Linked DNA regions of Mus musculus: regions 1 and 2 are each linked to region 3. A link is a loop called in an ENCODE intact Hi-C map of the cell type or tissue named here. Cell type or tissue: heart. All regions are shown on one strand. Links, peaks and the distances in the headings refer to the core of each region. The heading gives the core; the rest is flanking DNA.

What was found. Hi-C counts contacts between places; a loop is a spot of excess contacts. Peaks named below come from ENCODE experiments on the same cell type or tissue, not always from the same donor. Only the 100,000 strongest peaks of a DNase experiment are listed, where the experiment ranks them.
Region 1: it touches region 3 in a loop (2.4-fold over the local background); 2 of 42 quality-filtered maps call a loop at or near these places.
Region 2: a loop joins it to region 3, with 4 times the contacts of the local background. A loop is called at or near these places in 5 of 42 quality-filtered maps.

The regions. Positions count from the first base shown.
Region 1 is chr9:9,669,109-9,680,073 of GRCm38, forward strand. Cntn5 (contactin 5) reads right to left here. Exons shown (of 25, transcript NM_001170787.1): 22 at 4,689-4,875; 23 at 4,174-4,286. Among named protein-coding and RNA genes, the nearest start is that of Gm46102, 55 kb to the left of the region's middle. In heart, for the core only: no CTCF peak of the experiment used is centred there; no DNase peak of the experiment used is centred there; H3K27me3 peaks cover 319 bases.
Region 2 is chr9:9,577,561-9,588,525 of GRCm38, forward strand. Gm46102 (a long non-coding RNA gene) reads right to left here. Exons shown (of 3, transcript XR_001779091.1): 3 at 1,777-5,969. Among named protein-coding and RNA genes, the nearest start is that of Gm46102, 37 kb to the right of the region's middle. In heart, for the core only: no CTCF peak of the experiment used is centred there; no DNase peak of the experiment used is centred there.
Region 3 is chr9:9,408,314-9,419,278 of GRCm38, forward strand. No RefSeq gene overlaps it. Among named protein-coding and RNA genes, the nearest start is that of Gm22815, 110 kb to the left of the region's middle. In heart, for the core only: no CTCF peak of the experiment used is centred there; a DNase peak (open chromatin) is centred at 4,358.

The sequences.
Region 1 (10,965 bases), core at 4,541-7,040, 260 kb after region 3:
CTCAATGTACATTGATGGGCCATTTGTAATTTGTAAATTTTGCAACTGATTAGTACTTACACTTCCTAGCTATGAATCAGTTTGGAAAGTAGAGACAGAAATATATAGTAAAGGGGACTTTAATCTCAAAAAAAAAAAAAAAAAAAAAGACTTTCTAGGCACAGTCAGAAAGTGATAAATGTTTGTCTTCTGGTTCATAGCATGGGGCTCTTGCCCTGAATTCATTCAGACAGCCTGAGTCTACTCTGAGTATAATTTTCCGGGGAGAAAGGAGGATATTTGTAACATCAAAAGTCCCACTCTCAATTTCCTTAAATACCAAGATACCTCTAACTAGAATTTTCCAAGAATACCAGAAGGAAACTCTGGTTTAATAGTTTAGCGTGGCATTATATGATCCCTTAGAAAGGAAAAGGTCTAGTGTGTTCTACTTTGTAGATCTTTCATATTTACGGGCAGGTGGTATGTCAAGACCCTGGTATCACTCTTGGCCTGGCTATAGATTTTCTGGAATAGAGCTAGAATAACACAGGAGGTATTGCTCCCCATTCCATCTGAGTACCACTTATGTTTGCATGTACTTCCCTGCAGATGTCTAACCATAGTATGGAGACCCTTGCCCAGACTGAATTATTCCTCAGAGTCACGTTCTAAGTGTGTGCTCTCTAGGTTACATCTCGTTGTTCATGTTCTTAGTTATTGTTTCCTGTTATATTTGTTTTATGGTGCCTGTGTCAGGAGAATACTTCACTATGCCCACTGAATAATGGGAAGCCTTTTTATCAACAGTCCTTTTGTGTCCACAGTTTTCCTGAGCTAGCAGAAGTTTTAATAAGGCTTAATTGCAAAAGAGTGAGTGGGAGGTCTGACTCCACATGTTATTGGCAGCTTCCTTTATCCAGCTCTTTTCCCTCAGGAATTTAAAGGTGTGTAATTCATTGAAGAAAATGAAAATAAAAATGACATTTCACAACATATTCCTACTTTTGTGCATGTATACAACTAAAATAGCTATGTTGGAGGCTCTTCCCCAGCAAGAAGATATTCTAAAGTGACAGTGTGGTCCTCACAAATAGAAAATAGGAGTTGTAAGTTATTATTATTATTATTATCCTTAACATTTTCCCCCTGAGTAGTGTAGTCTCCTCAAATAAAAAAATAGCAACTATATTTCAATATAGGCTTCTTAAACACCAAATTATTTTGTATAAATTATCTAATCCTTAAGATAATCCTGTAGCATAAATAATGCTAATGCCATTTTTACCAGTTTTAACTGAAGAAAATGAAACCCGGAAGTTGAAGAGTATTATTCAAAATTATGCAAGTAAGATTTGAACTGTAGTCTGTCTGACTTGACTTAGGAGCCAATAATCATTATCTGTCACATCCCAACACATATCGAAGTCATGCTGAAAAAGACAAATATTGGATACTAGCCATAAACAAGATAATTGTGTGAGATGTTCCTGGCTGAGTTGAAATTAGTGAACTTATCCAGCTCTTCTAAGGGTGTTGAGGATGAGTGTTCTTGTCTTCACAAGGCTCCACATTGCTGGGAGATTCCTCATGGCATCCAAAGTATAGGGGTTGAACAAATACAAACACACTGGGCTAAAATGGTAGCAAAGAGATCTGAGTGTCATTGGGCATGCTGGTTGATTTAATTGCTAATTTGACACAACCCAGAATCAAGTTCAAGCTTGCCTGTGGACATATTGATGGGGGTTTTTCTTGGTTGTTAATTGATGTTGAAAGATCCAATCAATTCTGGGCTATACTATTCTTTAGGCAAGAATTTCTGTTACTGAAATATATATGTATGTATGTATGTATGTATGTATGTATGTATATATATATATATATGTATATACACATATACATACACACACACACACACACATACACACATATATATATATCGAAACAATGTACCTTAAAGAAAGACAGCAAACAGGAAGGATCCACAAACATATTTTCTCTGGTTTTAAGTGTGGATATGATGGTTCAGGTTCCTGCTTTGACCTCTCCTTTACAGTAGAATTAGGAGCTCCAGACTCACTTTCTTCTTTAAGTTGCTTCTGTTTGGTATTGTATAACAGCCACAGAAATGAGATGGAACTAGAATACTTGGGGAGTTGTACACCCAGTTCAACATAGTTTCTTTAGCCATTTAGAACTCAGGCTCTCTGGAGGAGCGCTTAAGATACCAACCTTCTAGGTAGTCACATGAATTTTGTGTTTGCATCATGTGTTTTCAAGCATTCTACATTGCTTTTCTAATTTGCAAGGTTGTTTGTCTATTTCTTATGCTGTTAGATTTGTTCTTTAATGGTCTGCCAGTAGTCTTAAAATACTTTCCCCTTATTATTAAGAGTATACATGGTTTGAAGGGTGAGTTCAAAGGATGAGGTCTCTTAGTGAAAGATGTGAAAATAGGAGAGCTTATGGAAGGATCCAGAAAATGATCCAACCACCTCCTGAAAAGATGAAATTGTATATGTCTGAGGATTAGAGTCAGAGCTGAGTATGTGTATCTGTTTCAGTGTGAGTTTATCTGTGATCAATATTAATTTCAGTTAAGAAACACTGTAAGTTGCTTTATGTATTAGTAGAAAATGGGTTTACACATACTCATTCATGAATATATATGGATATATATTCTATTTGTAACTGTGTCTGTTGTAAGTTTAAGACTTCTACTACTTTATGCACAAAATATACCAGTATTTTTGGTTGAAAACCAAAATCATAATGGTTGTTAGCCTAAATATTGACATGAAAGAAATTTCAAACCTATCATAAATAATATTCAACTGGTAATTCTGCACAGAATTCAATTTTAAACTCTGATGATATGAAACAGAAGTAAGAAATTAGGACCCATCAACCCATAGGTCATATATATTTTTAAACAAAGTTGTTTGTCAGGTAGTGTAGAGATTTTCACACCTGACTGCCTATAAATCCAAGGCAAGATACCCATGAAATGTGTCTTTTTGTAGCCCAATGTGTCTCTATGGAATCCTTCCTATTTAATGTGCTTGCCCTAGTACTTTACTCTTCTGTTTTATTTTTGTTTTTAACAGAAAATCATCCTGTTCAGTTTTAGGGGTCCAGGTTTTGTCATCTGCCAACAAAGTTTACATTCCAGGGTCCTCCAGTTGCTACAGGGCTGTGTGCATTCAGACTGAATTCAGGATCCTGTTGTTTTATTCTACTCTTTTCTTTCAGATGCCTTTGTGGTTTTGGAACTGAGTTTGACTGTTGCCTCCCACACCACAGGCAAGCATTCATTCTTAGACAGACACAATACAATCAAAAGGTCTTTCATATGATCCAGTTGTCTGGCCCCAATTTGCCAAAAGTATGTCTCTAAGTTGAGACATCTCAGAGATAATTGCATATCAGTGATGCTATCCATGATAGATAAATTATGGAAACAATTTAGATGTTCAACATCAGAGGACTGGATAAGAGAAATACATGCAATGAAATTTCCTTCTCTCTATGTCATTTGCAGGAAAATGGATGCCACTGGAACAAATTGTGTTAAGCAAGTTAAGCCGACTGCACAAAGACAAATGCCATATATGCTTCCCATTCCTGGGTCATAGATTCTTCTATAAAAATATAAAACCAAATAAAAAACCATAAATGTATATATGAAAATAAATTAGAAGTAGAATTGTTTAAGGCAGTAGTTCTCCATCAGTGTATCATGACCCCTTTGAGGGTAAAATGACCTTTTCACAGAGGTCACATATCAGATATTCTGCATACAAAATATTTACTTTGTGATTTATAAGAGTAGCAAAATTAAAGTTATGAAGTAGAAACGAAAAATAGTTTTATGGTTGGACAGGTGTCACCACAGCATGAGGAATTGTATTAAAGGGTCAGCCTTAGGAAGGTTGAGAGCTACTGGTGAAGGGGAACAAAAAGAGCCAATGAGAAAGGAATAGGTGAGAAAACAGACACTGAGGGTAAAAGGAAAAAGGCTCAACCTGTAACAAACACACATCTATTCCAGCTAACACAACTAAGAAGAAAAGCAAAGGCTTAGCAGTCAATTTTTGATGTCTCATTCACGTCCCCCCACCCCACCCCCCATCCCCAATCACAGCCACAATTCTGAGATATGTGTTGTTCCAAGAATGAAGAGACACTAACCTTGTAACCCATGACTTCAGACTCATTGGCTAGGGGTCTGACTGGCTCCCAGCCTAGGGAAACTTGGGAGCCCTGCTGCTCCCACCGGAGGTTGCCAGGTGGCTCCCTAGGGGCTGCAAGATAAACACACCAAAGTGAACCATTAGCCGAAAAGCCTTTCTTCCTATCAGTCCTGAGGATTCCTGCCTTCCACGTGCCTGGTAGTTGGCTGGCTCCATAGGCTTCCCTCCAGCTGGAATCAGAGGAGGAGGGTTTTGCTCCAGGAGTGTCATTTTTAATAGCTACTCCACTGAGCTTTTGAACTTGAATCCTTTTATCTCCCTTCTGTGTCAAAATCGCTTAGCCTTGTTTCACAGGATGATAACCTTTACAGACTGGGAATGCGAAAAAATTTTGAGCTGGTTTTGGAATTCAGATCTGAGCTCTGAAACAAGGCTCCCTTCTCTGCTTATTATGCACCTTGCATGGCTTCTGATCATGTGGCTTTCAAACAAACACAATCCCAGGTCACTTACGGTGCCTCTTTGTGGTGGTGCTTGCTTCCCTGCTGGGTGGCCCATAGCCGGCTCCATTGTAAGCCCTGACTGTGAGGTGATAGAGTGTGTTGCCTTCCAATCCCGTCAACATGACGAATGACTCATTCCCTCTGGTTCGGACTGTTTCTACGGAGTCTTCTGGCTCGGTATCTTTCCAGTAACTAATCTGTCAACACATTATAACAAGACAAATTAATTTTAAAATTTCCCCGGGATTGTGACTGCCTGACATACTTACCCTATTTCCCTCCTGCTCACCATCCCCTCCACCCACCCACATTGCTAGAGATCAAATCCCTGAAAGAAATTGCCTCTGAACCCCTCAATTTACAGCCCTAAGCTGTAACGGCCCAAACTGCCTTGATTTCCCTTCCGAGTGTACTGTATTTTGGGAGTGCTACAGATACCAAAACATGTTCTGGTGTTAAAGAAGAATCAATCCAGGATGGAAGAACAATTTACCAGGAAATAATGGAGAAATTATCTGGAAAATCATTACTTTGAAATACCAAATGAAGGTAAATTACAGCATCTTACACTAATTAAACAAAGTGTAATTAGAACACCCATGATGCCTTGGAGTGGGTTAAATGGATTGAAATTGTGCTAGGTATCAAAGGGGTCACACTGCAGCTGTTTAGGGCTCAGTTTTCCTCGCCGATGAGACTCTGTTCAACTCTACTTCTTTGTTACAATAGCTATGTTCTCCTGTGATGCTCTCCTCACACCTTATCCTCTGTTAGTGGCTAACAGAACTTTAGCTACTAAAGTTCAGCAGGATATGATTCAAAAATGGCAGGGAAGGTATTACAGCTGCAGCAGGCAGCATCCTGAAAGATTAGGCTCCAGACATATCTTAATTATGGTTCTGGCAATGCCTCGCCTGCATCCATCCTGTCTTCCTTCTGATGCACTGGTTTCTGGGCAGTTGAGAAGACCAGATGGCATTTTCTAGATTCTATTTTAGCGAAACTTGCTGGTCTGAAATGTGGGCAATGAGGATTTACTTGGAATCTGGAGATTTTCTCCAGCATCTCTCGAGTGGCCGTGGTATAGGAAGCCACTAAAGACTGTGATCTTAGTAAGGAACCCGAGCATTACTGTGGCATCTTGGGGACCTGCGCCAGTCTAGATGCTGGCTCAGGGAAGAAGCACAAGAAAAGAAAGAAGACATTTATAGAATGCCACTGCAGTCTTTCCTGTTCCTTTTCTTCTTTTCACATGTATGTGTATGGTATGTGCGCCTGTGTGAAGGCATATTTGCATACATGTGGAGGCTCAAGGTTAGTTTCAGGAATCGTCCTTGATTCCTGTTTATGTTACTCTTTGAGGCAAGGTATTTCTCTCAAATATTGAACTCATCAACTAGCTTGTCTTGCTAGGAAGCATGAGATCTGGGAGTCTGCTGTCTGCTGGAATTACTGTTGGGTCACCACACATACCTGGCATTTACATTGCTTATGGGAATCCAAGATCTGCTCTTCTTGCTGCTACAGGCAGCACTTTTACTATGGAGCTGTCACCGTAGACCATCACTTAGACATAGACAACACCTTGTATTGTTTTGAACATGCTTAATAATATGAGCTACTGTTGCTTCCTCATCTCTAATACAGCAGTGTGAGTGTTTGCTAATAGATGCAAGCAACTTTCGTGCCCAGTTTGACTGATGAGGGTTCTTTTGATTTTCCTCTTTGGAGATCATTGCATCACTTGTTTTTCTTCCTGGTGTGATTAAAATACCTGTTAAGAAGCACCTTAAGTAGAGGAGAGTTTACTTAGGCTTCAAAATTTAGAATTTCAACAGGATATGGCTCAGAATGACAGAGAAGGCATGCTAGCTGCTGGGGGCAGCATCGAGTCACATTGCCTCAGTTAGTTAGAAAGTAGGAAGAAAGCAGAGCTATCTATAAAACTTCAAGCCCCCGCCCTCAGAGACCTGCTTCCTCCAGTGAGGTACCACCTCCTAAAGGTCACACAATTCTCCTAACAGTGCTGGGAACAGAGTAGTCACACAGAAAGACTGTGAAGGAAACTTGATATTCATACTTCAGCAGGGAATGCCTGTAGTTTTGTTTGTAGACATGACACTGAATAGTCATCCTGCATAGTCATACCTTCCTTGTTACACTGAGGCTTTTGGTCACTAACTGTTGACTGGGTCCGTGCAGATGCAAAGTAGACAGAGACAGAACACATAAGTTGTCACGCTATTCTTCAGTGTAGTGCTTTTCTTTGCTGATAGAAAACCAACCCTTTTATTTCTAAGGCTCTCTTTCAGTCTGGGTGCTGCCACACTTTGAGTTTGGTCACTTGAAGCTGGAGCATGTGGTATGAAGCCAGAAGTGAGCAGAAGGGTAAAGCATTGACGTTTCTTTGCCAGCAGAGGCATGAAGGCACTTTTTTCTTCTTTCTCCTTCCCAGCAGCCTTAACACATGTCTTGTTGCTCAGTCCCTGGCTTCGTGGGGCTCAAGAAGTAGGCATATTGCTTGTATGTTGCTAATTCAAATCAGAGCAGACTGAGATTCTGGGTCTGGCAGTCGTCACCGGGACCTTGAGATGGGGATGGTTTCCTTGGCATCACACAGTAGTAACCTCTAGTTATGGCCTCCTAGTTAGCTTCTGGCCTTGATGGCTTGCTTTTAAAATCATCAGCTTCGTGTTTTGTGTTTCTAGAGTTTATTCTTGAAAGCCATTCTTGCACAATCACACTGTCTATGCTGCCTCACTTTTGCTAACTGTTTTCATACAATACACCTTGCTTAAAGGAGAGTTACCAGTTCTCCACAATTGAGCCCTGGTTGGCATATATGTAGAGAATTCTAATTTATATATAAAAGAGGGATAGTAAAATGATATCATCTTTTTAGCCAATCTTCCCACAGAATTGGAAGAGAATACAGTCAAGTGAGTGAACTTCAGAAAAGTAGTTTTCTAAAATAGGAAGTCCCCATTCTATATTTCATACACTGCTGGCCCCACTCTTCCTTATTCCGAAGACTAACTTGTCTTTCTTGGACTCTGAGAATATTTGGACGGAAGAAAAATTCCAAGTTATTTTCAAGCTATGAAGTTGGCTGGAAAGTTGCTAGTTGGATGAACGCTCATTTTTCTTTTCCTGTAATGCATTTGATTTCCTGACTTCTGCCTCAATGTCTCTTAATGAGTTACATTATTTTAAATATAATTAAGTATGTTTTGATATAGTAAAATGATTAAATTAAGCAAATTGCAGATTTATAAAAATACAAATTTTGGATTTCTAAAAATTGGATGTACGTTTAATATTTGGAGTAATCATTATAAAATCAAACATCTCAAGTAAAATAACAAATGCATGTGCTGCTAAACTCATGAAAAAAAAAATTCTGTCCACCTGAGCCAACACCTCATGCTTTAGATTCCCCAGAGAGAAATCTAGAAGTTGAGGCAGGCTCTTTCCCTCAAACCCAATATCGGTCATCTGACAAATCTCTTTTTCTACCTTTCAGAACTGGAATTACAGGTGGGTCTCACACCCACCTGGTATAGGCTGTGTTCTGGGGATCAGAATTACAATCCTATTCTTATGTGGCAGGTGCTCCAACCACTGAGCAACTCCTCAATGCCACTAACTTTGACTTTTGATTAAAGTATTGCTGTGGCTAGCTCACAGCAGATTTTTTTTTATACCATATCATCCTAATTCCCTAGACTAGATCCCAGAAGTGGGATTATGAGCTTAAAACTTAGGACAAAATAAAGCCTTCTAATATAAAAAATGACCCATTACATTTCAAAGAATTTGAACAATTTTTTGTTTTCAACGGAAATGCATAAACATAAAACATTTTCCATATTGCTACGAGCCCAAGGCAGACTGTGTGTGGCTTTGAAGCCAGAGGTTTATATTTAAATCTTGCATTTGGTGTGTGTAAGGTGCATATTGAACAGTTTTCTTAGCGTCTTTTGATAGTTTTAAATTTTATTATTTTGGTCTTTTGTATTTTATCATGTTAAAATATTTACTTAAAAAATAAGTGACATTCAGCTTTGTTAGTGTCAAGCAGAAATAAGGATTTTGTTGTTGTTGTTGTTGTGGTTTAGTGTTTGAGATTTGAGTTCTTGTTCACGTTTTCAGGTATTTCTTTTGCAAACATTTTAGCCTCTCTGCAACTCTGAGCTCACTAACCCAAATTCTTTTGTCCTTCACATCTGGCATCTCCTCTCTGTGTGTGTGTGTGTGTGTGTGTGTGTGTGTGTGTGTGTGTGTGTGTGTGTGTGTTTTAAACCACACCTTTCTTGCACCTTTACTCTGCATTCTGAGATGACTTCTTAGGTTTTTACTGTGAAGCATCAGTTTATATATCTAGCAGTACTGGGCCAGTGGTTAAGAGCACTGGATGTATTCCAGAGGACGCAGTTTCCGGAAGCTACATGGCAGTTTGTAACCATTTTAAATTCTAGTTCTAGGGAATCCAATGCTCACTTTTAGCTTTTCTGTGCACCAGGCATACATGTGACACACAGACATACATGCAGGCAAAACTCCTATACACAGGAAATAATGAAAATATTTAAAAATATTTAGTAGTATTAACTTTGTATCTTACTGTTTCTAATGAATATTTTATTTGTCTATTTGGGTCCTGATTTCGAAAGTGTTTTCTTCATAACCTGAGATGCTGTTTAAGTATAGAAAAGACTGTTCTCACTCTTTTCCTGTAAACCGAGAACCATGAGCCTAGTGTTTTTCTTCTGGGTTAAAGCTTATCATCAACCTACCATCTATCTACCTATCTATCTATGTAACCTACCTGTCCCCATCATCTAACTTTTATGTATCATTTTGCCATATAACCTCTATCTGTCTATCTATCTATCTATCTATCTATCTATCTATCTATCTATCTATCTATCTATCTTCCAGCCTGACTATCATCAATCAAATGTCTCATTTTGTATCTATAATACATGTATCATGTATATATTCGTCAGTCTATCACTTGGAAATACTGTCTGTCAATATTGATCTAACACCACATATCTCTATCATCAATCAAAAAGAACTTTTCATGCCAAAGAGTATGCTCGGGAAACACACGTACACATAACATTAAACAATCTCAGCAGGTTATATTTAGGGAGATATGTATACAGATAATCATATACAGTACATGCAACAACAATTAGTGTAAAAAAGATAATACATTTAAAGAAGAGTATTGAAGGATATACGGGAGAGTTTGCAGAAAGGAAAAGGAAAGGAGAAATGTAATTATACTATAATTTCAATTATAAAATAAACCCAGTTATAAAAAAAATAAATATTTTTAAAGAAAGCACTTCACCAGTTCATTTATTATTTCCTTGGATTTTTGCCATCCTATATAATTACCAGTGTACCATACCCTACTCATCTTAAAGCCATCAAGTATCTAAGGAAGATTTGAAGGCTTCTTGATAGGGAGACTGCACCTCTGAGCTGGTTGCAGTGATGGTTGCAGTGAGTTACGCAGGTTGGTGTCAGATGCCTGGCTGCCCCACAAGCCCCCACTTTTTTCCCCCTGGAACAAAGAAAAGTCTCCAAAGGTCTGAGCTGAGACACAAAGCTTCATGTGCCTGCGTGCAGTTTGTTTCAGTGAAGCAAAGATAAAGTAGAGGGAGGCCAGAGGCTATTACATTGCTTGCTTGGACCCAGAAAATAGGATTTTGAGAGTGGGTCATTGAACAAAGATGAAGGGAAAGGAAAACATACAAAGCTCTGTGGCAATTTTACTTGATGCCGCTTGCTGCAATGGCAATGAGGTTGTCTTTTTCCTCAAGACTTCATGTGCAGCTTAAGGGGAACTAGGAACAGCTCAGTTTATATAATTCCAGATGATCCACTAGTGTTGCTAAATCTAACAGTCATGATTAACGGAAACTGAGGTTAGAAGGCAGATATTTCTATGCCAATCTATTGATTGCTCACCTGCACCACTGTTTAAAAACACTCTAACCTTTCCTTGACCAGTGCTGAAATTACCTCTGTATGTGCCTTTGGCTTATGCAACATTCAACATCAGTATAGCCTTCTATCTAGATCTATAGAGTCTCAGACCAAGAGAACATTGTTACCACAGCAGATGGATTTGTTTTACTTGGCAAAGGCCAGCTTGCCTCAGTTTAGTTTGTCTCCAGCTTCCTAATCTTTTGTGTTAGTATTAAGTATATTGTTAAATTGGCTCTTCACAGTTGATGGGCTGGCAGGCAGTGTGATTAAATTACATGCAT
Region 2 (10,965 bases), core at 3,407-5,906, 170 kb after region 3:
CAACCATGAAGAAAATTCCTTTAAAGTGCAAGTCTGAAAATACACATACCTGATGGCATCTTCTCTCATCCAAAAAAAAAGTTGCAATATGACATGGAACCAACTTTATGGCATAGTCCCCTTTTCTCTTGTAGCTGTATCTCCTCACTGCCAATACTTGTCTGTTCTTGAAACCAGTGTGGCTTTTCTGTCTAGGCCACTGATCTGGAAAGGTCTTCCTCTATACATGCTCATGGCCTTTTTTCATTCCTTCTTTGAGTGTTTGTTTAATTGTTAACATTTTCTTTCCTCCCCATTTTAGGTCTTGCTATGTAGTCAATGGCCAGTCTGTAATTTAGTGCTGGGGATAGTTTTGCCACTACACCTGAGTAAACATTAGCTTTTTGTTGATCCTTTCCTGGGTCATTTTATCTTAAACTTCAAACCAGGTTCCTTGCTACAGTACATAATTTACTTCTTATTTTGACTGTTAGTTTTCATCTCCATGATGATGAGGGCTTCTTTTCTGTTTACTTTTGTTTTGGTTTTTTTTTTTTTGAGACCTAAAACATCTATTGAATCATAGTTGATGCTCAGGAAAGGTACATTGACTAGAAAAGTGAAGGAGTTTGGTTTTGTGGCAGATGCTTTTTACCCTGGCACTTGGAAGACAGAGGCAAGAGGAAAATGAGTTCTAAAACAGACAGGCTTTCTAATGAGATGCTTTCTCAAAACCAATCACTCAAACAAACAGTGAAACCAAAACCAAAAAGCAAAAGACTGCTGGAGAGTTGGCTCAGTGGTTAAAAGCACTGACTACTCTTTCAGACTTCCTGAGTTCAAATCCCAGCAAACACACGGTGGCTTACAATCATCTGTCATGAGACCAGATGCCCGTTTCTGGTGTGTGTGAAAAACAGCTATAGTGTAATTTCATATAACAAATAAATAAATTTTAAAAAAAGAAGAGAGAGAGAGAGAGAGAGAGAACAAACTGACCATGGTTTTGTTTGTTTGTTTGTTTGTTTTTTAGAGCAAAAGACTGAGCTTCCTGATCTTATTAACATAACCTATTAATCCATTAAATTGCTAAGGAAATTGAAGTGGCTTTCATAAAATAAAAATTTGAACATAATTTCATTTGGTGGTAACTTAATATCCTTCATTCTTTAAACTGATTACAAAGATGATACATGGAAAGGGGCTTGCAATGTACTATCTGTTATATGTGTTTTGTGTTTGTTCCCTTGTTTAGTACTTATAAATAACTATAAAGAAGGTATTACTATAATTTCTGTCCTATAATGCAAATGAGTCAAATGATGGAGCTGACTGAGGTAATGTGTACAAGTTTCACAGCTCCTCTGTTGTAGAGACAGGTCTTCAGATTCTATTGACTGCTTTGATAATGTGCTAGGTAAGTGCTCTACAACAACTTGGTGCCATTTTGTATTCAAAATATTTGTTGACGATGCTTAAAACTGCTTTACAACAGGCATGAAGTGAATACAGTCAACCTTTGATTCACATTCTGGATCATTCTCATCGTGTAAGATTTAACTGTGACAATTGCTAAGTATCTCCTTTTTTTTTTTGTAGTTTTGCTTGTTATAGCCTAGTAAAATGCATGCCCTATATGTTACAGGCCTATTAGGGAATTCTAGGTTGTCCATTTTTCATTCCTTCTCTAGAAGTGATGGCTTGACCTCAAAGAAGCTTTCAAGGAGACCTAGATGGTAACCAATAATTTTATATATCCATTGTTCAGTTTCAAAAAGATATCAGTTTAGTCATTAATGAGAGCCAAGAAATTGCTTTACTGTTCATAAATACTGGCAAAAGACCATTTACAAATTTTGAGGATATTACTTTTCAATTAAATTTAAAGATGATAATGAATGAAGAAAAATATGTACCAGTACATAATTAGAAGATGTTGTACAAACAGAAAGGTGAGGAAACACAGAGAAACTGTATTACAGCTTCAGTGCCCATAAACCTGCAGAACTCATAGGAGCAGGCCAATGTGAAATGACCATTTTGTCTGAAACTAGTTTGCTTGGGTTATTTTAAATCATTTGACTTCTCCTATAGAACTCTGTTATCTACAAGAGACCAATCTTTTATTGAGTTCAAGTTCTGATGGAGGTCATCAGTGATAACAAGAAGACTCATAAATAATATTCCCCTACATTGTGGCTTCAAATGAGAATTTCAAAAGCCCATTAATAATAGTTATTCGTTACTATTCTCTATAGTTAGACAGAAGCAAGGTTAGTCTGCCCTAAGGAGGACAGAGAAAGAAAGTTCACACACTGGATTTCTGATAACCTCAAGAAAATTAACTCAACAGCTATGATTAAAGGACTAAAAACAATAAATAATTCATTGGAAAAACTGTAGATTTTTTTTTTGGTTTTATTCATGAACCATTTATTTTGCAACTCAAAGTCATTTGTGTGAGGGGCTTGTGGCAGGTGCTAGAGTAGATGTGAGATTTTTTTCTCAATCACTGTTTTGTGACAAACGTTCTCTCCATGAATGTGGATATCAGTTGTTCATCCAGGCTATGTTGTTAGCTGTCTCCATGTCTCTGCTTTCCAGGGCTGGACTTATAAGTGCCTGGATTTTTATTATTTTAATATGGGTGTTGAGAGTAGAGCCCAAATCCTCATACATGTGAAGCAACACTTAAGTCAAAAAAACACCTCCCCAGATCCTCAAAGAAATATTTGTGAGGTTGTCATTATATACAGTATATATACATCTATGACATAAGATATTATTGGCTTCTTTTGGCTCAGGTACATACATGCTTTTAGGTAGTTATTTTTCTCGTGGACCTGGCTTTATTGTCTCTGTTTTTAAAAATGTTGTGGTTGTGATGATGTTTGCATTGTCTAAGATGGCAGAACATTTTCTTCAGCTCTCCATGAATCTCCTAAAATATCCCTCATGACAAACATCCTTTTCACACATGCACCTCAAAATTTAGCCACTCACATAGAGGTTAGTTTCTTACAATTTCCACTCATAGGTTTTTGTCATAACCCACATATTAGTGTCAACTTTTGTCTTATTCTGCTTTAATTGCTAAAAAAAAAAGTAGAGTAGGTATCTCAAATAATAAAATTTACTTGATCACATATTTGAAGATGCAAACTCTGATAGCAAGGTGCCAGGATGACTGGGTCCTGGTGACAGCTCTGTCTCTCTGGATTCTGAAGGCTCTTGTCTTACTTGTATTTATGTGGCCTTTGCTTGGTTTGTGTTTGTGTCTGAATGTGTTTGTGTATGTGTGTGTATCTAAATTCCATGTGGATATAATGTAGAGAATATATGTCTATGTATATATATGTATATATACACATATAATATACAGATGTAATGCAAATCTATATACCATATATATATATGTATATATATAATATGTATGTATTTGTTATTTATTATCTATCCATCAATCACTAGACATCTTTTCCTCTTCTCTAATCTCATCCTGAGACTTCTATTTTCATGATCACATTCTAACCTAATCACTCTCTTACAGAGACCCTTAGGCTTCTAATGCCATCACACTGGTACTTTCAGTTCAATATATGAGGTTGGGGCAGAGGGAGGCAAAATATTCAATCTGTAACAAGGACCCTGCAATTTGATTTGAGACTTAGAGCTCTGAAGTCATCCACACTGTCTTCATGGTCTAAGATTTCACAGAAAACTCAGTTAGGCTGCTCTAATTCCTTCTCTACCATACAGTAAGACAGACTTAATTCTCTGACTCAGGAAAGAGTTCATTTTGGTCAGAGGAAAAAACAGGGGGCAAGATCCTGGATCTAGACCAGGACTTGTTTCTGAAAGATGAGTTTTCTAGAAGGTAGAAGGAACTCTCCTTGGGTAGAATCAACTTGACACAATCTATAGACATTTGGGAAGAGGAATCCTTAACTAAGAAGATGCCCAAGTAGGTTGTCTTGTGGAAAAGTCTATGGGGGCATTTTTTATTAATGGCTGTTATATGAAGGCCCAGCCCACATGGACACAGTAACCCTTGCTATAAGAGCACAAGCCATAAGGATCAAGACAATAAACAATATTCCTCCATGACGTTTGCTCTAGTTCTTGTTTCCAGGTTACTGTCTTGAGCTCCTGTCCTGATTTCCCTCAGTGATTGGGCTGTAACATAAGATTGCAAGGTAAAATAAACCTCTTTCTCCCCAACTTGCCTTTTTGAACATGATGCTTTGTCACAGTAACTGAAACCCAAAACACAGATTCCAGATTGAGGGAAACATTTCAGAAGAGAAAATCTTGTGCCTCTTTTGGCTTATCTAGTAGTATTGGAGAGCATGGAAGGGCAGGTGAGGCATGCTGATTGCTATGGTTTGAATATGCTTGGCCCAGGGAGTGGCATTATTTGGAAAGGTGGCCTTGTTGGAGTAGGTGTGTCACTATGGAGGTGGGCTTTAAAACCCTCATCCAAGTTGCCTGGAAGCCAGTCTTCTCCTAGTGGTCTTCATATGAAGATGTAGAACTCTCAGCTCCTCCTGCACCATGCAGGTCTGGATGCTGCCATGTTCCTGCCTTGATGATACTGGACCAAACCTCTAAATCAGTCCCAATTAAATGTTGTCCATTATAAGAGTTGCCTTGCTCATAGTGTCTGCTCATACAGTAAAACCCTAATTAGACACTGACCTTGGCTAGCACATGAGAATGAGGGATAATTTCTCAGTGACTCAGAGGCCGTGAGTTCTAGATATAGAAAATTTTTAGATAAATGAGGATCGTGGAAGACCTGAGATAAATTGCTCCTTGGAAAAGAAAAAAGTTTCTCCCCATAGTCTTCTCTAGGGAAGAACAATCAGTTATATATCAAATGGTAAGCCCTGAAATATACACACAAGTATCATGATCCAGACTCAGCAGGTTGCCCTTATTCGTGGAGGAATAAGATCCAGGAATGGAATGGGAGGGAGTCCTGACAATCTTGGCTCATCCATGAATTCAACACTGGTACTGATGCCGGGTCCTCCTCCTCATCTCCTTTTGTGAGGGAGGGGTCTTTTCCTTTGAAATACTATGATGGGAGAAACTTTCTTTTTTTCAATTATCTATTTGTTGATATTACAGTATAATTACATCATCTCTTCTTTTTCCTTTTTCTGTCCAACAGGAAGCATGTCTGTTCATATGCCTGTGGAAGAGACCCAAGGTTGATGTCTTCCTCAATTATTTTCTACCTTGTGTATCCAGGCAGGGTCTCTCACTGTGCTAGGAGCTCTCCAGTTCCAATCATTCTAGCTAGCCAGCTTGTCCTGCTGTGCTTCCTGAGTGTTAAGCTTAGAAGCAACTGCCATACCTGCCTAGCTTTTCTGTGGATCTGTCTATCTGAACTCAAGTTCTAATGTTTACAGTTTATCTACTGAGCCATCTTTCTAAACCCCACAATATTATTCTACAAGAAAACACTTTTTGTAACATTTAAAATATAAAAACCATTTTTTTTACCTGTGGGTCACACAAATAATAGAGTAGGTGGGCTGGTCTTGACCAGCTGAGCCACAGCTTGCTGACTTCTGCAGTAGAGAGAAGCTGGCAAGGGAAGGCGACTGGCTTTCTTCCTAGCAGGATGAATGAATGCCAGTCTCATTATCACCTGGTCCTGCTCCCCCTTGAGAGCAGGTTCTTCTGATTGAATCCCTGCAAAGTACATCCCTCCTCCAAAGACAGATATTCATTTTCCTCTGAGAAAATACAGCCAGTCTGGTGATGGGGAAAGGGCAACTTTTTTGAGCTTAGATTTGTGCTTTGTCCTTTATGACAACAGATTGCCCTCTTATGATGCCAAGCAGCATTTGGCTCCTTCTCTGCAGACCTGCAACTTGGCTGAATCCCGAGAACCACCACATTGGCTGTCAATGAATGTTCTCTTCTGTGCCAAAGGGAAGGCTGCCAACTGTGATTAAATCCTGTTGATTTCTGGCCTCCTGTGGAATGGAACAATAAAGGGTTATTTTTGCCAGTTTCTTGCAAAGCATACATAAAACCATTTTTCTTTTTAAATAAAAATAGCATTAAATTTTCTGCATTTTCTTTCTTTAACCATTGGAGAAAAGAGGCCATGTGATTTAGTTCTTCATAAACTTTAAAGAAATTTGCTCTGATGCTCAACTTTTGGCTTTAAAGTAGTAACCAATTTTTTAATATTGCAAAATACACTATATAGATGATATTCTGTGCAGAGTCATAGTTCTATATTTCTTAGGATGAGTTCCAAGAAAAAGAATTGCTAGAATCAGCACATATTGAGAGATTTTTTGATAAGTATTACAAAAATACACTCTAGAGCTACCGCAGTCAATTGATATTTCCATCCTTGATACATGAGCACATCAGTTCTCTTCACTCTTCACATTAAACTTTAATTTGTTGGTAAAGCACAAAGTTTTATATAAAACTTTCTTTTTATATATACCTTTTCAAACATGGTGAATATTTAATGGGTCAGGCAACTTTTCTTCTTGGCTGTGTATTCTAAGTTCCTAGAAGAAGTCTGCAATGTAAGAAGTATTGAAAAATACAATTTTGATGATAGGATATGGAGAAATGGATAATGTTGTCAGTATCTACCCAGGCATATCTATATCTTCATAGGATATGGAGAAATAGATAATGCTGTCAGTATGTACACATGCATTTTATTTATTTAGACCCACTTTCAACACAGGCTACTTTGTGACAAAATGTGCCCTGATTGACTTCATGAGAACTGCTTTCTCAAAGTGACACTTGCTCCTGGAATTTCTCAAAATATGTCTGAAAACACAGAAGACAGGATGGACCTGCTGTGAGACTCTGCCTTAAACAACTAAACCAAACCAAACCAACCAAACCAAACCAACCAAACCAATCCAAACCAAACCAAACCTAAGAATGTAGGTAGGAAGATGAAGTGACTTTAGTAGGTGTTTATTGACATCTTCATTTTGAGTTGTCAAGGATCTTCACTGTTGTCATGACCTTTGAATTATTTTCTTTGCCTGTGTCTTCAAAAGCAACTGGGACATGGAAGTGTGATTTGGGATGTGTATATTCAAAAGCTAAGAAAAAAATTCTCTTTCTTTTCTGGATATTTATACAGATTGCATAACAACAAAAATATAAAGCCTTGGACAAGCTGTAAATGGAAAAGAAATCATGCTGTCAGTGCATAACAATTTAGATCTTGCTATGACAATGGGTGCAGCTGGGATTTTCAATGAACAGTCATTGGCAAGGGCAAAGTCCTCTCCTTAGATGGATATTCACTGCCTCTTGATTATCTCAGTTGACTTATAGACCCTGCAGTGCTGAGTGAAATGATTGTCTATTTATACAGGGAAAGTAATTTCAAATTCCAAGGTCATTTGTGGCTCATAGAGAAGAGAGGTGTTTTTCACTCAGATGAGGGCCAGGGGAGAGAGTAACAAATCCCCTGTGCTGAACATTTCTGGAGATCATTCTCCTTTATTCCCAGTTTTGTAGATTTAAAATATTAGCATGCTGTGGGGGAGTGTCTCTGTTTTGTCCATCAGTAAACTTAGACAATGCTTGGTTTAGATAAACTCAGTAACTATATGTCAAATGAGGAGGAGATCTGTATTTACATGTTTTTAACTTGCCAATTAATAAATATATTTAGGCACTTTTGACACTTCAAAAGTTTTTTTGAAAGACCATGAAGTTAACTGGGGAGAGGGAACACAACATGTATGAGAGCTTACTCTGACGGTTATCAGCCCCAAATTACTATCCTTAGAGCTAGAACAATGAAACACAGGCTCCCAACCTTCCTGGAATAAACCACTTACATAGAAGTAAAAATTCAGTGATTCTAAGTGAGCAGAATTCTCTTTTAATTTTTTTTGTCCCTTACTCCTTGTTTTAAGCTTCTTTGTTTGATATAGTGTGTTGTTCAGAATGTCTTTTAATAGATGAAACTCTTTTGCTAGCTCTACCTAACTACAGGACAAAGTCCAAGATCTGCAGATGCCAGTGATGGCCAATAAGGCTTCAAGAGGCTCTTTTTTCTTTTGTTTTTTTGTTTGCTTGTTTTGTTTTATTTCTTTTCTTTTTCTTTTCTTTCTTTTTTTTTCTTTCTTTTTTTTTTTTGGCATGCACAGAGCCTTCTTTTATGTTTTTCTTTCTTTAATTTTTAAATAGTTTTTTACTGGTTATTTCATTTATTTACATTTCAAATGTTATCTCCCTTCCCTGTTTCCCTTCTACAAACCCCATATCCCATTCCCCCTTCCCATCTGCTTCTATCAGGGTGCTCCACCAACCAACCACCCACTCCCTCCTAAGTGCCTTAGCATTCCCCTACACTGAGTCATCAAGCTTTCACAGGACCAAGGGCTTCCCCTCCCATTGATGCCAGATAAGGCAATCCTCTGCTACATATGAAGCTGGAGCCATGGTCCCTCCATGTGTATTCTTTGATCCCTGGTAGCTCTAGGCAGAGGGCAGAGGGGAATGTCTGGTTGGTTGATATTATTGTTCTTCCTGTGGGGCTGTGAACCCCTTTAGCTCCTTCAGCCTTCCCCTAACTCCTCCATTGGGATCACTGTGTTCAGTCCAATGTTTGGCTGCAAGCATCCTCATCTGTATGGGTTTTCCCCTTCTTAAATAAAGGTGGACTGTGTTGACCATGGAGTGTGTGAGATTAACTATATTTTATATACCCTGAAGAGATGGCCATCTTCAACTTTCTCTTTTTCTGAGGACCTGCTTTTGAAATCAGAGCTTTCCAAATGAAACCCTTGTTGTTCAGCAGCAGACACGGTGGGGAACAACCCAGAGGTAAAGAGTGGAAAGACCAAGGTGAGGCTAAGCCCTGTTTTGTCATCTTCCCTATGATAGAGTAGGGTAAACAGCAAAGCCCAGCCTATGCTGTAACTCAAACTCCTTAAGGGTTGCTCTTGGGCCATGACGTGTGGGTACAGCAAGAGCTGCTTGGAACAATAATTCAATAAATTTCTTATATTTTAACACTAATCTTATTCTTTTGCTCTATTTAGAAAATAATAGTACCATTATTTGTTTTTTCAACTTGTTTATGAAGGTCAGAAGATGGTTGCCAGGCATCATCTTTGTGGTGGAAATTGAATCTAGATATTCTGAAAGAGCAGCAAATGCTCATAACTTCTAAACCACCTCAATAGCTCAACATTTTATGACCTTTGACCAGTTTCTTGTTTTAATTAATTCCTTCCTTTCTTCCTTCCTTCCTCCCTCCCTCCCTCCCTCCCTCCCTTTCTCCCTTCCTATTTTCCTTCCCTCCATTCTTTTTTCAGACAGGGTCTCATACTCTGTACCCCAGGCTAGCCTGAAACTCACTGAGTAGCCTAGGCTGGGCATATGGTATTTCCCTCTGTTCAGCTTCCCGAGTGCTTAGATTTTAGATACAAGCAGTGACAAACAGATTCTTGAAGCATTTTGCCTGTTTTTCTATAGAAGTTTCTGAAGTTCAGATATTAGCCTTAAGTCATTTATCCATTTTAAACTGATTTTTATGCAGTGTGATATTGATCTGTTTTCACTCATGTGGAAATACAATTTATACAGGACATTTTGAAGAGGCCACCTGGTCTCCAGTTATATTCCTGACAGTGTCTCAAACAAGATGTCTGGGACTGCATTGTTATAAACTTCTGTCTTCTACTGCATTGGTACATGAGTAGGTTCTGTGTCAGTACTGTGCTATTATCTCTATGCCTCTGTGATCAGTATAGGGTCAGGTACCATGTTTCCAGCATTACCTTTTGCCTAGGATTATTTTGGGTACTCTGTGTCTTTCTTTTTTCTATATGAATTGTAGGAATGCCTTTTCTTGTTTTATGGAAAAAGTCATTGAAATTTTAATTGAGATTGCCAGGAGTTTGTATATCATTGTCAGTAATATATCCATTTCCACAGTATTAATTTTTGTGAATCATGAGCACAAGAGGCCTTTCCATCTTGTACTAACATTTTTTTCCTTCCTATTTAAATCACTGTTGTTTATTTCATTTGCCCTGTAGCACTGACTGACACACTAGTCTCATTCCTGAATTTGCAGGATGCACTTTTAGCTTCTCAGTATAAGCTTGGAGACAGAGCTGTGGTATATAGCCTATTTAAAAGGTATGCTGCTGTTACTTGTTCATTTATTTGCTGTGGGGCATGCTGGTGGATGTTCCATGTGTAGGTCAGAAGGTAATCTGTAGGAGTTAGTTCTCTCTTTTTCCCTTGTGGATCCTAGGGATTGAAGTCAGGTTATCAGGATTGGCAGTAAATACCTTTGCCCTCAGAGCCATCTTACTATCGCAGTCCTTTTGTTTCCATTATTTTGTTTTGTCAGGATTTTATTGTAAAGGCATGTTAAAATTTGTCCTTTCTTGTGTCTATTGTGACTACCATGTGACCTCTGTCTTTGAGTCTAATCATGTGCTCCATTACACAGTTTATTTGGGTATGTAGATCCATCCTTGCACGCCTGGGATGGAAACAACTTGGTCATGATATTTGATCTCATTGTGTAAGTATTTTATTTAGAAGTGTTACATCTATGTTGATCAGAGACATTAACAGTTGGTAATTTCCTTTTTCCTTTTTTCAGCCAAGTCTTTATCTGGTTTTAGTATCAAGTTAATACTGCCTACACAGAATGAATCTCAGAGTGTTCTTTCTAATTTTCTTTTATGAAGCAGTTTGAGGTGGTGTTAGTATGTCTCCAAGAGTTTCATGGAATTCAGCAGTGAATCTATTTGGCCCATGAGATTTTCTTTATTAGGAGCACATTGAATTTTTTACCTTCATTCTAAAAATTTCATGTATTACGGATGCTTCACCTGTATATAAGACTATATGCATGCAATGCCTGTGGACATTAGATGAGAACCATCAGGTTCCCTGGGACTGGAGGTACAGACAGTTGTGAGCCACTGTACTGCCATTGAGAAT
Region 3 (10,965 bases), core at 2,831-5,330:
AATACAATTCTTGCAAACTGAATGCAAGAACACATCAAAACAATCATCCATCATGATCAAATAGGCTTCATCCCTAGGATGCAAGGATGGTTTAATATATGGAAATCCATCAATGTATCCCCTATAAAAACCAACTCAAAGACAAAAACCACATGATCATCTCATTAGATGTTGAGAAAGCATTTGTCAAAATCCAACAACCATTCCTGATAAAAGTTTGGAAAGATCAGGAATTCAAGGCCCAAACCTAAACATCATAAAATCAATATACCACAAACCAGTAGCTAACATCAAACTAAACGGAGAGGAACTTGAATCAATCCCACTAAAATCAGGGACTAGACAAAGCTGCCCACTTTCTCCCCACCTATTCAATACAGTACTTCAAGTCCTAGCTAGAGAAATTAGACAACAAAAGTAGATCAAAGGGATACAAATTAGAAAGGAATAAGTCAAAATATCACTATTTGCAGACGATATGCTAGTATATATAAGTGACCCTAAAAATTACACCAGAGAACTCCTAAACCTGAGAAACAACTTCAGCAATTAGCTGGTTATAAAATTAACTCAAAGAAATCCGTGGCCTTCTTCTACACAAAGGGTAAACAGTCTGAGAAAGAAATTCGGGAAATAACAACCCTTTACCATGGTTGCAAGTCTAAATAAGGAAGTGAGAGATCTGTATGATAAGAACTTCAAGTCTCTGACGAAAGTAATTGAAGATCTCAGAAGATGGAAAGATCTCCCATGTTCATGGATTGGCAGGATTAATATAGCCAAAAGGCATTTGTTCCCATGGAAGGAGTTACAGAGACAATGTTTGGAGCTTATGAGATGAAAGGATGAACCATCCAGAGACTGCCCCACCTGGGGGTCCATCCCATAATCAGCCACCAAATGCAGACACTATTGCACATGCCAGCAAGATTTTGCTGAAAGGACCCTGATATAGTTGTCTCTTGTGATGTTATGCCAGTGCCTGGCAAACAGAGATGTGGATGCTCATAGTCAGCTATTGGATGGAACCCAGGGCCCCCAATGGAGGAACTAGAGAAAATACCCAAGGAGCTAAAGGGGTCTGCAACCCTATAGGTGGAACAACAATATGAACTAACCAGTACCCCCAGATCTCATGTCTCTAGCTGCATATGTAGCAGAAGATGGCCTAGTTGGCCATCATTGGGAAAAGAGGCCCCTTGGTCTTGCAAACTTTATATGCCCCAGTACAGGGGAAACACCAGGGCCAAGAAGTGGGAGTGGGTGGGTAAGGGATCAGGGTGGGGGAGGGTATAGTGCACTTTCATTTTAGAATTTTAAATATAAATGAACTAAACACCTAATAAAAAATTGGAAAAAAATATAGTCAAAAGGCTATCTTCCGGAAAGCAACCTACAAATTCAATGTAATCCCCATCAAAATTCCAACTCAATTCTTCACCGAGTTAGAAAGGGCAATTTGCAAATTTATCTTAGATAACAAAAAAAAAAAAAAAAAAAAAAAAAAACCAAAAAAAAAAAACTTATGATAGCTAAAACTATTCTCAACAATAAAAGCACCTCTGGGGAATCACCATGCCTGACCTCAAGCTGTACTACAGAGCAATTGTGATAAAAACTGCATGGTACTGTTACAGTGACAGACAGGTAGATCAATGGAACAGAATTGAAGACCCAGAAATGAACCCACACACCTATGGTCACTTGATCTTTGACAAAGGTGCTAAAGCCATCCAGTTGAAAAAAGACAGCATTTTCAACAAATGGTGCTGCCTCAATTGGCAGTTGTCATGTAGAAGAATGCGAATTGATCCATTCTTATGTCCTTGTACAAAGCTCAAGTCTAAGTGGATCAAAGACCTCCACATAAAACCAGAGACACTGAAACTTATAGAGGACAAAATGGGGAAAAGCCTGGAAGATATGGGCACAGGGGAAAAATTCCTGAACAGAACAGCAATGGCTTGTGCTGTAAGATCGAGAGTCGACAAATGGGACCTCATAAAATTGCAAAGCTGTTGTAAGGCAAAAGGCACTGTCAATAAGACAAAAAGGCCACCAACAGATTGGGAAAGGATCTTCACCAATCCTAAATCTGATAGGGGACTAATTTCCTATATATACAAAGAACTTAAGAAGCTGGACTCCAGAAAATCAAATAACCCTATTTTAAAAATGGGGTACAGAGCTAGACAAAGAATTCTCAACTGAGGATTACCAAATTTCTGTGAAGTATCTGAAAAATGTTCAACATCCTTAATCATCGGGGAATTGTAAATCAAAACAACCCTGAAATTCTACCTCACAGCAGTCAGAATGGGTAAAATTAAAAATTCAGGTGAAAGCAGATGCTGGGAAGGATGTGGTGAAAGAGGAACACTTGTCCATTGCTGGTGGGATGGCAACGTGTTACAACCACTCTGAAAATCAGTCTGGTGGTTCCTCAGAAAATTGGACACAGTACTACTGGAAGATCCAGCAATACCTCTCCTGGACGTATACACAGAAGAAATTTCAACTTGTAATAAGAACATATGTTACACTATGTTCATAGCAGCCTTATTTATTATAGCCAGAAGCTGGAAAGAACCCAGATGCCCCTCAACAGAGGAATGGGTACATAAAATGTGGTACATTTACACAATGGAGTACTACTCAGCTATTAAAAACAATGAATTCATGAAATTCTTATGCAAATCAATGAATGTGGAGGATATATAATTATGAGTGAAGTGACCTAAACAGAAAAGAATACACAGGATATGTAGTCACTGATAAGTGCATATTAGCCCTGAAAGTTAGACTACCCAAGATATAATTTTCAAAACATATGCAACTCAAGAAGAAGGAAGACCAAAGTGTGGAGACTTCGTTCCTTCTTAGAATGGGGAACAACATACCCATGGAAGGGTTATAGAGATAAAGTTCAGAGCTGAAAGGGAAGGAAGGAACATCCAGTGACTGTTGTACTTTGGCATCCATCCCATAAACAATCACCAAACCCAGAAACTATTGCAAATGCCAGCAAGATTTTGGTGACAGGACCCTGAAATATCTATCTCTTGTGAGACTATGTCAGTGCCTGGCAAATACTGAAGTAGATGCTCACAGTCATCTTTTGAATGGAACACTGGGCCCTCAATGAAGGAACTAGAGAAAGTACCCAAAGGAGCTAAATGGGTCTGCAAACCTATAGGAGGAACAACAATATAAACTAACCAGTACCCCCGAGAATTTGCGTCTCTATTTGCGTATCTAGCAGAGGATGGCCTAGTAAGCCATCAATGGGAGGAGAACCCTTGGTCTTATGAAGATTATATACTGCAGTATAGGGGAATGCCAGGGCCAGGAAGTAGGAGTGGGTGGGTTGGGGAGCAGGGCAGAGGGGTAGGATAGGGGACTTTTGGAGCGGAAAGTAGGAAAGGAATAGCATTTGAAATGTAAATGAAGACACTATCTAATTAAAAAACAAACAAACAAAAGTTTAAACAGAAAAACAAAACAAAACTCTATAGTAAAACTGTGCTAATTGTCTGTGAAGGAGTAACAAAACATCTATGTATATAGCAGGTAATAAATTACTAAGCTAATTTTTAATATATTTATTATGTTATTTTTTAAATGATTGCATTTGCCTTCTACTTCTAACGAAAATTTTGTTGCAATACAGTATGTTATCTCTCAGCCCTCAGTAACCTGGGTAGGAGAATTGAGAGTTTCAGGCCAACCTAGGCTAGGCTACAGTTGAATTGAAAGTAAAAGAGAGAGAGGGAGAGAAAGAGAGAGAGAGAGATTAAGTTTTTCTATGTAAATTTTAATTGAACGGTTGATAAATGCACGCACACAGTGGTTACTTGTGTATTTGTTCTATGTATCTATATATTATCTCTACCTGTTTGTCATCTAACATCTCTTCATATCTATTATTTAATCTATCTCTGATCTATCATTCATGTTTATTATCATCATCATTTCTCTTTTTATACATCTATCATCTATTTTTTCCTGTGGCACTGGGCATCAATTTGCACATGCTAAGTAATGATATATTTACAAACAAGATATTCTAGAATATAGATTTTATGGATTCATCTAGAACTTAGAATCTAAATGAGTACATAGCAAATGCTAATGATCTTACTACCACTACTAACTTCCATAGACCCACTGAGGAGCCATGCATGGTTCCTGATTTAATAGCTGTGATAGATAATCTTTCCTGGCAGTGACTGGAATTGGAGTCACCAGAAGAGCACATACTGTGCATGTCTGTGAGGGTGTTTGCAGACACTTTCAAGTGAGGAGTGATATCTATTTGGACAGGGGGAGGAACACCAACACGTGCCATAAGTACCAAGATAAAAGAGGCCTGGATTAGTGCCCGTGACCACTCTTCCTGCTTCTGTCTGCCAAGATGTGAGGAGTTGGCATCTTGTGGTCATAGCACCAGGGATTCTGCCAGGTCATCTCTACCATGAGGGAACTAAACCTTTTTTAGTCCTGAGATAAAATAAACCACTCTTCCTGTAACTGCTTTCTCCAAGAAAAATCAGCTCCATTGATTAGGATTCCTATTGCTAGGTTAAAATACCAGACCAAAGAATCTGAGGGAGAAAGGGTTTGTTTCATTTACAGCCTGTAAGACCTTCACTGGGGAAAGCCACTGCAGGAGCAGAGGCAGAGGCCATGGAGGATTGCTGCTAACTGGCTTGCTTATTATAGCTTGCTCAGCCTGCTTTCTTATGGCACAAAGGACCACCAGCTAAGCGTGATGCCATCCTCAATTATAAATTATGAAAATACACACAGGCCAAACTTGTGGGAACATTTTCTCATTTGAGGTTCTCTCTTTCAAAATGAATGTAGTTTGTGTTATATTGATATAAATCTAGCCAGCACATATTCAAAAATCCTGAGAGAGAAGGCAAACATTTAGTAAGGATATTTATAAGTGGCTAGGGGCCACTAATCTAATAAATAATGAAAGATCTGATAATTAGATAAACAGAATTAATAATAAGTTTACTTTCAAAGGTATGACTTTAATTTTTAGTCTTTTAAATGAACACAAATAATACTGATTTATTTAAGGAAAATATAGAAAACAAATAATTGGACAATGATAATAATTAATTGCTTTTTAATTATAAGCTTTAGGGTATGTTACCCAAAAGCTGACACTACATGAGACAAAAGCAGAGGTAGAAAGGGCTTCCCCACCTTCTCCCCGATCCTGTCTCCTGAAGCAAGACATAAAACCTAGAAATCTGACCATTTTCATGCCTCCCACACTGAAGACCATATGAGAATGCAGTCCTTGTTTGGTATTGGCAACCCTTGGAATTGAATTCAAGGCCTCTGTCATACTGGGCGAGTGCTTTATTGCTGAGATTTGTCCAAAGAGTACTCATGGAGGGAACCATGGCTCCGGCTGCCGATGTGGCAGAGGATGGGCTTGTTGGACCTCAGTAGGAGGAGAGGCCCTTGGTCCTGAGGGTGTTTGATGCCCCAGTGTAGGGGAATGCCAGGGCAGGAAGGCAGGGGTAGGTGGGTAGGTGGGGGACCACCCTCATAGAGGGAGGGAGAGTTAGAGGGAGTGAGGAGGAGGGTGGGGAAGGGAGGATGGAATGGGGAGAACAGGAAAGGGGAAACATTTGAAATGTAAATAAAGAAAACATACAATAAAAAGAGAGAGAGAGACAGAGAGAGAGAGAGAGAGAATGAGAGAGAGAGAAAGAGATTGCTGTCTTGTGCCTACAGGGATAGAATGTTCTGAAGGGATATCCAGGACACATTCAGTAAACAGGATTTTCAAATATTCTCTGGTTTATTAGTGCTCCCTCATATCTCTTTGCCCCAACAAAGCTTCTTCACAACTCTCCATAGTATATGCACATTTACTAATTCCTTCAAGTCTTCATTTCTGAAGTTTTCTTGCTTAAAATTCACATTTGTCAACACAAGATGCCTCATTTCAAAACAGTAATTTATTTTGACCTCAATACGAGTGACCATGGCACAGGACCATAGATAGATTCAGCTTACTCTGAGTAATATGTTCCACTGTTCAAGTGGTTAAGGGGATGTTTTATAGTCATCTCTTGGTCCTCTCTGAGTCTTGGATGCCCTCAATGGGAATCTGTCTCATCCTCGGATGGCATCATCCATACCCTTTCATTACTTTTTCAGATGCCTTTTACAAAACCACCCCCTTCCATCTGGCACCTGACCTAAAGAGCTCAAAACTTATTTGCAATATAATCTGATCTCAATATCCCTTAGATTGCCAGTTCAAGTGGATACTTAATGGTAGTTTGGAGCCCAATATTACTTGGAACCTTTCCCATTACTATGAACAATGAAGAAACAGAAAGAGATTCCCTTCATGCACGAATTTTCTTATCTCCACTCCAGCCCCTTTCTCTGTTCCCCTGCTCCCCCATCCAACTCCTCCTAGCTCTGAAGCCCAAACCATGTAATTCCTCCATTTCTTTTGATCCCTCTAACAAGCCTTCCCTTATTGGCCTCAACCTATGGCTCTTTCTAAAGTGCCTCGGGTCTCCCCTTCCCTTCCAGTAATAGACCATCCTATCATCCCTCTCTGGGTCTCACTTTCAGCTACTGGTACCCTCTCACTACTGGCTCCTGCTCCAACCATATGACACCCTTTACTTCCCTCTATCCTGTCTATTCTGGCCCTGGATCTCCCTTTGTAGGAGGTTACTAGTATAGACGGCTTGGTCAGGGTACATGTTCCTTTCTTATAAGTAAACTCTCAAATAGAAGAGACTGAAGTCTTATACCCTTAATTCACCACCTTCATGAAAGAGTCACAATATAGCACCTAATCTTACAACTTCACCTTCTATGGCATTCACATTATAGCCTTCTGCATGAGAAACACAGGAGAAGCTAGAATCAGGCTAGGGAGCATGCAGAGAATACACACCAAACTAATGCTGCCCACCTGCCTGAGACACTTCCAGCAGGGGTTATGGATAGAATGACAACACTTACATGGACATAGAGATCAATTTATAACTTGTTCCAGGCTGGTCTCTATAAGGCCATCCTTAAAGTACTATCTTATGAAATAAATTCAAGAGGTCATCCAGTACAAGCACAGAAAACTGTCTCAGTTCTGAGACTATCATACAAAAGCCCTTGTACAATATACCAATTTGGATTCCAAGACCTCAGATAGAAAACAACTTCTCATGACCTACTTCTCCCAGAGTTTTCCACACATTCATGTCCAACTTAAACACCTAGAGAGGGAAGCCCTGCCTCTATAGGCAGACGTCTTAGCACAGGCTTTCAAGGTATGAAAGAGATGAATGAACTCCACAATAAAATACCAAATGCTGGCTAAGGACTTCAAGGAAGACATAGCAACTTCCCAGGATCCTTTACTTTGCAAAGGCCAAAGACCTCTGGGTCCCTGTTTCAAATGCAGTCAAGAGGGGTCACTGGGCCTGGATTTGGGCCTGATCGAACCCTCACAAACCACCCTGACCATGACCAGGATTCTGTTAAAAGCATTTTGGGCTTTTGACTCTACCCATGTCCTTCACAACATGGGATATCTGATCCAGATCACCATTCAATCAACCTCCTATATCGGGCCATAAATGACTGAGGAGAACCAGTCTCTTTCAGCTTGACCACTATCATCTCTGACAGGGAATCCTGGGTATTATTCATAATATCAGGTATCAGGGAAACTCTCCTTCCTTTTGGACACCTGGGTCAATTACTTGGCCCTGATAGAATTTTGGGGACCCACTTCTCCTTCTCATTCCTCTATTGTCAGGGTAGGCAGAAAGCCTTATCAACCTCACCAAATTTCGCTACTCAGTTGTATCTTTAGAGGTATTCCCTCTAACCACTCCTTTCTAGTAGTACCAACATGTTCCATCTGCTTTCTGGGAAGGGACCTCCCAGCCAAAGTAGGAGCCTCTATTTCCTTCACTCTCCCCATCTGCTTGAAGACAGGCTGGCTGGCCATTCCCCTTCTCCTCCAAACTACACAATCCAACATACCTTTATCCTGAGTATGGGATACACCAAACCCCTCTATAGCCAAACATTACCCCTCTCTCAGTATCTGATTACAACACCTTAATAATTTGACACCTAGGCCCAGTAGCCAATCTCTCTCCAAATTCTTAGGTGACTTAAACCTCTTATCTCTAACCTCTTAAGGAAAAACATTTTATGACTGGTTTCATATGTTCTTGGATCCCTTCTTTCTTCCTTCTTGCTCATACCCTATATGAGGCAGCCATTGGCCCTCTCTTTGTGCTCTTACACAAGTACATCTTTAAAATAGCAAAGGTGTAATTCTTAAATCTCTACACAGAATCCGAGTATACTTTTCATATCCTTCTCTTAAATGCAGCCACCTGGAAGGAGTGAAGATTACTAACAAAGGGAAGATCAATAACCAACTTAGTTAAATCAGGGACACTCTAAACACGTCCCAGCCTATTGTGAGCCTATTGTGGCTCCATGTGGCCTGTGCACTTCTGTCTGTGCATGCACCCATCTTCCACTCCCCTTTCTGAGTATGCCCTGCTTGCCTAAGGAGGGGTGAACGGGCCCAGGTCAGAAACGAAACATTCTCAGCTCTTTCCCAGGAGATCAGAGCTACTTGCCCCATAGTTCACAGCCCAGAGCTGGGGATGCTCAACACTTTCATGCCCCTGGCCTGTTTCCAGATCCATTTTCCTAGGTTTCCTAGAGACGTGTGGCCCCAAATTCAGCAGGAAGTAGCTAAAGATCATGATGACCATATTCCTGCTCCACCATCACCTCTTTCTAATTCTTTTTTTTTTAAAATTAAACCAAAATGGGAAAATGATAGCATTTCGTCTAGGCTGTGCCTCACAGTTACCTGGCAACAGCCAGGTATGCCTGGCTCACTATACAAGGGACTGCTTGCCCCTGCCCTTTCTTGTCTTCTTGCTCTTGCACTGTTCCCCTACTCCTGCTCCCTCTCTCTCCCCATTCCCCTCCCCCCTCTCTTCCACTTGCTCATGGCCTGAATCTACCCCTCTTCTCTCTCTCTCTCTCTCTCTCTCTCTCTCTCTCTCTCTCTCTCTCTCTCTCTCTCTCTCTCTCTGCCTTTGTGTGTCTCTACTACTCTCTCAACTCCCTTCCCCATGCCATGAATCTCTATTACCCTCTCAACTCCTCTCCCCATGCCCTGAATATACTCTATTGTATACTATATTGTCATGTGGTTGGCTTCTCAGGGGGGAAGGGATGCCTCAACATGAGCCTGCAGAGGCACCCCCTTCCCCACATCTGACAGCACATCCACTAAACATATTCCTTTCCTCCTTATTTTTTTTTTTTTTTTTTATAAAACACAACAGCCAACCTCTATTCATTTCTCCATTTGAGCTTATGTGTAGGTGACCAATCTTAACTCCTGGTCTCTTTTTTTTTTTTTTTTTCATTACAAAAAGAATACATTTTATTGAACCCAAACATCCTCACACTGTAGCCAGTATAAGATTATTAGAAATAGGTAGGCATATTTTTTATGACTTCCTCAATTTTTTTTCCATTTTTTATTAGGTATTTCGCTCATTTACATTTGCAATGCTATACCAAAAGTCCCCCATAGCCACCCACCCCCTCTCCCCTACCCACCCACTCCCCTTTTATGGCCCTGGCGTTCCCCTGTACTGGGGCATATAAAGTTTGTGTGTCCAATGGGCCTCTCTTTCGAGTGATGGCCGACTAGGCCATCTTTTGATGCATATGCAGCTAGAGTCAAGAGCTCCGGGGTACTGGTTAGTTCATAATGTTGTTCCACCTATAGGGTTGCAGATCCCTTTAGCTTCTTTGGTACTTTCTCTAGCTCCTTCATTGGGGGCCATGTGATCCATCCAATAGCCGACTGTGAGCATCCACTTCTATGTTTGCTAGGCCCAGGCATACTCTGACAAGAGACAGCTATATCAGGGTCCTTTCAGCATAATCTTGCTAGTGTATGCAAAGGTGTCAGCATTTGGAAGCTGATTATGGGATGGATCCCCGGATGTGCTAGTGTCTACATGGTCCATCCTTTTATCTCAGCTCCAAACTTTGTCTCTGTAACTCCTTCCAAGGGTGTTTTGTTCCCACTTCTAAGGAGGGGCATAGGATGTGGAGAAAGAGGAACACTCCTCCATTGTTGGTGGGATTGCAGGCTTGTACAACCACTATGGAAATCAGTCTGGTGGTTCCTCAGAAAACTGGATATAGTACTACCGGAGGATCCAGCAATACCTCTCCTGGGCATATATCCAGAAGATGCCCCAACTGGTAAGAAGGACACATGCTCCACTATGTTCATAGCAGCCTTATTTATAATAGCCAGAAGCTGGAAGGAACCCAGATGCCCCTCAACAGAGGAATGGATACAGAAAATGTGGTACATCTACACAATGGAGTACTACTCAGCTATTAAAAAGAATGAATTTATGAAATTCCTAGCCAAATGGATCGACCTGGAGGGCATCATCCTGAGTGAGGTAACACATTCACAAAGGAACTCACACAATATGTACTCACTGATAAGTGGATATTAGCCCAAAACCTAAGATACCCAAGATATAAGATACAATTTCCTAAACACATGAAACTCAAGAAAACTCCTGGTCTCTTATCTTGGCCTTTACCTCTCTTCACTTAACTGCTTAGAATGCCCCCCCCCCCACCATTTCACATATACCTGTCCTGTCTGCTTTGTCCATTCCAACCCATCATATTCTAATACTGGGCATCTGGATCGTCTCTCTCTCCTGGACCAGTGACTCCCATCCCTCTCTCTGAGATAGAAGACCCTTTCATACTTGTCACTTCCACTGCTACTAAACTGGAGGACTTCCCTTGTTGAACACACTTCTTGAATTTTAAACTCTTTGCTTTCAAAGTTATGAAACAATGAAATAATGAAATAAGTCTTCATTT